Regions from separate parts of the Homo sapiens genome. Here region 1 is linked to region 2. The links are chromatin contacts, found by Hi-C in ENCODE. All regions are on one chromosome and are shown on one strand. The core of a region is the stretch at or near the end of the contact, and the rest is flanking DNA. Distances in the headings are between cores, read along the strand shown.

Region 1 (3,659 bases), core at 997-3,496, 340 kb after region 2:
GTCTGTCCTGAGACATCCTGAGCTGCCTCCAGCACAGGCAGGCAGTACACACAGCCCTCAGCCCTGTCTAGGGGCTCCTGGCCCTGCAGGCAGCAGATAGACGGTAATGGTCGTGACAGCCAACACCCAGCGCAGTGAGCCCCGGACACACTTCTGAACACTTTCATGCTCACGCCTCACAGCCACCTGCCAAGTTGGTGCTCCTGTGATCCCCTTTGATAGATGAGGAAACTGAACCCAAAGAGGCTCACACACATCGCATACCTCTGCTGTATGTGTGTGAAGGGTGAAGGGACAGTCACAACAAGGCGTGGTCAGTGCTGGGGGACATATACATGGGGATGCCACCTGGAGATGGGAGCCCTTAATGGATTAGGGCAACCGTGAGTAGCATAAAATGCCGCAAATGTGTTCCTTTCCAAATCGCTGAAGGCCAGCTTTGCCTAAAAAACATCACCAGGGCTTTCCACGCTCCAGTTCAGTCAGTGAAACTGTTGTGGTGTGCCCCGTGTGTGCCATGAGTGGCACCTGTGTCCTGAGGAAGGCGAGAGGGGGAGACCAGTCATTGTGACACAGGGTGGGAAGTGTCTGCAAATCAGGTTCCGTGGGTAGGAGGGCACTCACCTCCACGATGGTCACCGGGGACTTGTCACACTGGGTGCCATCCCAGCTGGGGTTGATGGATCCTGAGAGTACAGCGGGAAGGGTGCTAGAACCTCTGGGATCTGGGAGTGCAGAAGCACCGAAGGATAAGAGAACCTGCTCTGGGGAGAAGTGCAGCATTAGTGCTGCTCGGGAGTGGCGGGAGCTTGGGCAGGGACCAGGTCACCCATTGAAAGATCAAGTGCCAAGCTGGGCGGCACCAGGGAGCCTAAAAGGACTCTGTACTGCAGGGGCTGGCGGGGTCAGATGAGAAGAAGCCCTCTGGCTGGAGGGCCACCGTGGCTCCCTCGACCTGTTCTGACCCTGTTCTGCCCCTCCCCTTGGCCTTGTGCCTTTACTGGATGCCCATCCTCATTCCCATGTCCTCACCCTGGCTCTTCCTCTTGCGTTCTTTCATTTTGGGTACCGTCTGCTGCACCCCTTCCCCCGCCTTCTCCACACTCTCCTCCATCCTGGCATGTCCATTTGCCTCTAGCACCCTGCAGGCAGCAGCCTTCATTTTGCTGACCCAGAAGGAACCACCTGACCAGGAGACCCGTTACAGCGTGTTGCTGTATTTATAGCATCAACATTTACAGCAGACTTGCTGTGCCATCACTCCCGGTGGCAAATTTTGGGTCTTTGTGGAGATGTTGAGCCGAGTCCCAATTTAGAATGAGCAGCCCAAGCTTCCCAAGGTTTTTACTGTGTTCTGTGTGCTGCCGTGTGCTTTGTTGTAGCTCATAGTGCTGTGCGTATTCCGGATACCGCTACAGGTTGTTGACTGGATGAAGGTTCTTCCCTCTCACTCCTGCTTGGAATTTCTCCCAAGATTTTCACAGAGACTGTTTTGTTGTTATCTTATAAAATTGTGACCTGTAACACACAAGTATGTAAGACAAATATTTATTTATAAATACATTAGAGATGAGGTCTCGCTATGTTGCCCAGGCTGGAGTGCAGTGGCTGTTCAGAGGTGCGATCCCACTCTGGAGTTTGACTTGCTCTGTTTCCAACCTGGGCTGGTTCACCCCTCCTTCGGCAACCTGGTGATCCCCCACTCCCAGGAGGTCACCGTACTGCTGCCAGACTTGGTGCAGACACCAGATCAGTGTAGCACACTACAGCCCAGAACTCCCAGACTCAAGACGTCCTCCTGCCGCAGCAGTAGCTGGGACCACAGGCGCATGCCACTGCGCCCGGAAAAACTAATAAAGGCAATACTGTTTCGCCCCAGGGTCGACACTGCCAGCCCTCCCAAACCTCCTGAGTACCCACCCTTACCTCAGCCTCCTCTGGCCTCCCCACATAACCCTGAACTCACGACAGTCCCTTCATAGTATTACGCCAGTGCAGGGGTGCATCCCGGGATAAGATAATTTAGGTGTGCCGGGTTTTGAACTTAGGAGTGGGAGGTCAGATGTCTGTGTTCTTGACGGGCTCCTTTTGCACAACCTTATGTCCCCCAGCCTCCTCCCTGTTGCCACACACAGCTGTGGCTCTTTCACCTCCATTGCTGTTTAGAATCCCAGCATCTGCGGACCCATTCTGCTGATTTGACTGGTTTCTCCTGGACACTCTCTTCGCAGCCTTGGTCATCTATAATTTCCTGAGCCTGTGCTATGAGTACCTAGGAGGAGAAAGTTCCATCATGTCGGAGATCAGAGGAAAACCCATTGAGTGAGTATGGAGTCTTCCCAGAGCCCTAAACCACCCCGTTTCCTGGGCCTGGTGTACCTCGAGCCGTCCTGGCACCAGCTGGACACAGACCATGTCTGCCCGTGACCTTGACCTGCTGTGCCTCACCACATTTCCTGAGCAACGCCATTCTTCTGGGCGTTTTAGGAGGGCCTCTGCGGCTCAGTCTTTCTCTCTCTGTCTCTTCCTGTCTCAGTCTTAGTGCTTTCCTGTCTGTTTCTGCCTCCTGCAGTTTTTACATTCAGAGCTCTCCAAGTTGGTTTGTCACCCCAGGGCCAGTGCAGCCCTGTGTCCCTCCGCCTATGGCATGTGCGGATGCCCTGCCATGCCTCTCCCTGTGCTTGGCCTCGGGTTCAAAGTCTGCCCAGAATGTGTGCCCCAGCTCGTCTGGATGGGTGGGAGGGCGGCCTTCCCCACCCCACTGTTCCCAAGTCCTGGCTCTTCACTCACTGCCACTGCCTGCTATGCTTGTCTCTTCCAGGTCCAGCTGTATGTATGGCACCTGCTGCCTCTGGGGAAAGACTTATTCCATCGGATTTCTGAGGTTCTGCAAACAGGTGTGTGCCCCCAGCAGCTGCCTAGCTCAGGAGGAGCAGGGCGGGGTCTGGGAGGCCCTGCCGTGGGCTGCCCTGGGCCCCACCTTAGAGGTCCCCTTTCCTATGAGGCACCCCAGGCCCCCAGCACCCACCCCCCGAAGCTGTTAGGCAGATACCACATTAGCAGGGTGTGCTTGGAGGGGCAGCGACCGACATCCTGGGAGTGTCTGTTGCACTGTGGGCAAGAGCTGATCCCAGACTCTTGCTCGTGTGACCAAGTCTCAGTGTGTGTGAAAATCAGAAGAAGTGCGTGGGGATTCTAGAACCTCCATTTGAAAACTTCTCATCAGCTGCAGCTAGGGGGCAGGAGGGTTTTGGCATTAAAGACACACGCCAGAACAGGCCTCTGCCGTCTCTTCGTCTCTCCCTGCATTTCCTGGTTGGCAATCCAGCCGCTCTAGCTTCCTGGGCTGACTTCCCTGTGGTCTAGAGTAGCCTTGGCAGTCCAGCCGCTCTAGCTTCCTGGGCTGGCCTCCCTGTGGTCTAGAGTAGCCTTGGCAATCCAGCCGCTCTAGCTTCCTGGGCTGACCTCCCTGTGGTCTAGAGTAGCCTTGGCAATCCAGCCGCTCTAGCTTCCTGGGCTGGCCTCCCTGTGGTCTAGAGTAGCCTTGGCAATCCAGCCGCTCTAGCTTCCTGGGCTGACCTCCCTGTGGTCTAGAGTAGCCTTGGCAATCCAGCCGCTCTAGCTTCCTGGGCTGGCCTCCCTGTGGTCTAGAGTAGCCT
Region 2 (3,145 bases), core at 304-2,803:
TTAGTGGAAAGTCTTCATGTGCACTTTTTAACTGTCCTAGAGTTTGTTGTTGTTTTAAATATCTTAAAAGTTGTCTCTAACCATCGATATGATACCCAGATAAGATTTTTCTCCTCCCTTCATGAATTTGTCATTACCCAGCTCATTTTAGTTTTTTTAAGTGTACTGCACACAACCTTCAAATATTATGAACATTTCTCTCTCCCAGCTGTCACTACACCAAACTACATATGTTATATTTCCCTAAATCATCTTGCTGTGCTCTTTGCAGCTCTTCTGTAGACTGTTGATGTCTTCACCTAACGAGTTGCTCAAAAGTTCCCATAATTATTTAGGTGAGGCCTCAGAGCGAAAGCCTTTCACCACTATCCAGTTCCTCCCCCAAATGGGCATTCATCTCCATATAACAAGGACGACTGTGTTTGGGGGAAAATAACAGATTTGGAAGCACAATGGCAGTTATTTGTTGGCTCTTAAAACAATCCACCTGTTGGGGGGGTGCGTCCTACACAAAATGCCAACTGCTATTGTGGGAATGTTTTGCTATTTATTCCACCAAAATGATTCAGACAGAAAAAACAAAAAGGATCGCCCTGTACTAGGTCTTGAACCCAAAGAACTGTTTGCACAGAGATTCATCCAAGATACATCACAGCCTCCACCTCGGCAGCTGCTCTCTCAAATGTTTCCTGACTCTCCCCAAGTCAGTCTCCGCGTGAGGGGAGGAGGAGGATGCTGCCAGCGATGGCGCTGCTGGCACGAAGGCTGGCCTGCGACTTCTATTTAAAAGCTGAACCAAAATATACTTGGCGTCTGTGGTCTATTTAAAACTTCAAGTTAAGACAGAGAAAAAATTACTCTCCATCCTGAATGGGCCTCGGGTGTCTCAATCACAGACAAGAGTGGCAAATGGTGAGAGTCAGAAAGTGGGAAATTAGGAACGCTGAGGGAGCACGGCCAAACTCTGAAGCCAGCATGAAAACCTGGAGGTGAAAAGAGAAGCCATGGGCAGCGGGGGCGGGGGGAAACGGGCCCGGATTCGACCTTCTAAGCCAAGGCTCCATCTGCAACCCTCGCGACCAAGACCTATCGCCAAAGTCAGCCACCTCTGCTCATCGCCCCTCCCCCGACTCAAGGCTACCTCCTCAGAACCCCGCCTCAGGGTCTTCTCCCGGACTTTAGCGAGGTGCTCAGCTCGAGGGACGCCCCAGCTCAACGGTCTCCCTTCAAGGCCCCGCTCCTCAGCGCGCTCCTTCCACAGCGCCCCTCCCTCCCTCCCTCCGTCATCCCAGCTCGCCACCCGCTGGGGCTCCTCTTCGTTTTCCGCGCCTCAGCCCTCGCCCCGCCCCCTCGCCCTGAGCCCCCTCCAGGCCACGCCCTCTGGTCCCCCCACCTGTGAGCCCGCTCGTTCCCCGCCCTTCGGTCTTCGCCCCGCCCCCATTGCTCCCCGCCCCTCGTCGCCCTCTGTAGGCCTGCTCCCTCCCCGCCCTTCCACCCTCACCCTGCGCCCCGCCCCGGCCCCTTGGTCCTCGCCCCGCCCTCCTCGTTTGGCGCCAAACCCTGTGGTCAACGGCGCGCGGGTCTCCAGGCTCCGTGTTCTAGGCCCGAGTTAGAATCCTGTCAGCTGAGGAGGTCGGGCGGGGCAGAGGGGCTTCACCTTGAAAATCTCGGGGAGACTGTGGGTACGAGGGGGGTAAGTGGCAAAAACGAACAGCGTGCGAAGACTCTGAGGGGACGCTCGTTTTGAGAAGGCGCGCTTCCCTTTCTCGCTCCTTTTTTGGGGTCCCTGGGCTAGTGACTTTGAGCGTTCCGCTCCGACCTTTGGGGAGGAATTTTAGTGATCTTGAGGGATTTCCAACCTCATTTTCAATCGAATCGGACCTGAGTCTAGGAGAGCCCGCCTCATCCTCCTGACCAGGGAATCCGGTGTCAGGAAAATGTCCGGCGGCCGCAGGGGGTCTGCCCAGGCCTCCTGCTGAGGGAGGCGTCGAGGGCGACCCGACCGCGCTGCTGCCCCCACCAGAGGGGACAGCTGGGTCGTCTTAAACCGGGGGATTGGGGAGCCCTACTTTCAATCCAACGGTTCAGTCTATCAACGGCTCCTTGAGAGATGGGGGACAATCTTTTCATTTCATCACGGGGAGAAGAAATGAATGCTGTTTTTCTCTTCGATGGGGACAGTAAATGTGGAATTGGGGTACTCATAGCTAGCCATCTGAAGGACAGTGTCCCCGAAGATCCCATCCGAACGGTCTCGGTTGCCTTCCATCCTTTGCCGTTTGAGGTGCTGGGTGGTAGGACCCTGCTCCTGCCTTAGTATTAATGGTTCGTTCCCTTTGTTCTAGGGTCCAACCCCTGACTTTGGTATCAAATGAGGAAATGGAATCGACCAAGAAAAATGATGATTTGGACCGCATTTTATTGTAATAAATAAACACAATCACGCCTTGTGGATTCCTGAGATTTCTTTTTGAGTCTACAATGTTAAAAACTTTAACTGCTTATCAGCCTTAATATAATATTATGATCCACCAATTTTTTTTTTTTTTTTTGAGACTGAGTCTCGCACTGTCGCCCAGGCTGGAGTGCAGTGGCATGATCTCGGCTCAGTGCAACCTCCGCCTCCCAGGTTCAAGCGATTCTCCTGCCTCAGCCTCCCAAGTAGGTGGGATTACGGGCGCCCACCACCACGCCCGGCTAATTTTTTTGTATTTTTAGTAGAGACGGGGATTGGCCAGGCTGGTCTCGAACTCCTGACCTCGTGATCTGCCTGTCTCGGCCTCCCAAAGTGCTGGGATTACAGGCATGAGCCTCCACACCCGGACCACCATATTTTTAAATCTTAAAAAAATCATGAAACTAGTAAATACTGTGAAAGAAAGTATAGCTAATGTTCTATGAAACAAAAAGGTGGATGTTACAGGAGTACCCATTCATAATCAGCAGGCAGGAAGGCATTCATCATAGATGAGAAAAATAGAATCCATTTATTGAGGACAAAGTTGGAGGTGTCAGGGAGGACACAAGGAAGAATGATATAATGTCAAGGTTCCTAGAGTATTGTTGTTAAACATAAACAAGAAAGGTTAAAAGCAATATGCAATTCTAAATAACATTCAAGGCAGTAATAAAGTCATGATTAGCT

The links. Hi-C counts contacts between places; a loop is a spot of excess contacts on that map. Pooled maps may share reads with other maps.
Region 1: a map of endothelial cell of umbilical vein shows a loop between it and region 2 (2.8-fold over the local background). The contact joins the promoter of TMEM184B-AS1 here to the promoter of DMC1 in region 2. A Hi-C loop is called at or near these places in 3 of 168 maps with a recorded cell type or tissue (IMR-90, PC-9 and endothelial cell of umbilical vein), 1 of 37 single-sample maps with no recorded cell type and 7 of 50 pooled maps.

The regions. Positions count from the first base shown.
Region 1 is chr22:38,229,907-38,233,565 of GRCh38, reverse strand. It overlaps TMEM184B-AS1 (TMEM184B antisense RNA 1), which reads right to left and starts at 2,246. Exons shown (of 2, transcript NR_186700.1): 1 at 2,151-2,246; 2 at 1,318-1,518. TMEM184B (transmembrane protein 184B) reads left to right here. Exons shown (of 9, transcript NM_012264.5): 4 at 2,232-2,322; 5 at 2,822-2,897. It also overlaps the pseudogene RN7SL704P.
Region 2 is chr22:38,568,591-38,571,735 of GRCh38, reverse strand. DMC1 (DNA meiotic recombinase 1) reads left to right here and starts at 1,553. Exons shown (of 14, transcript NM_007068.4): 1 at 1,553-1,693. LOC105373031 (a long non-coding RNA gene) reads right to left here and starts at 1,236. Exons shown (of 2, transcript NR_134627.1): 1 at 1,142-1,236; 2 at 378-983. RefSeq lists enhancers at 818-867, 454-964 and a silencer at 1,268-1,557.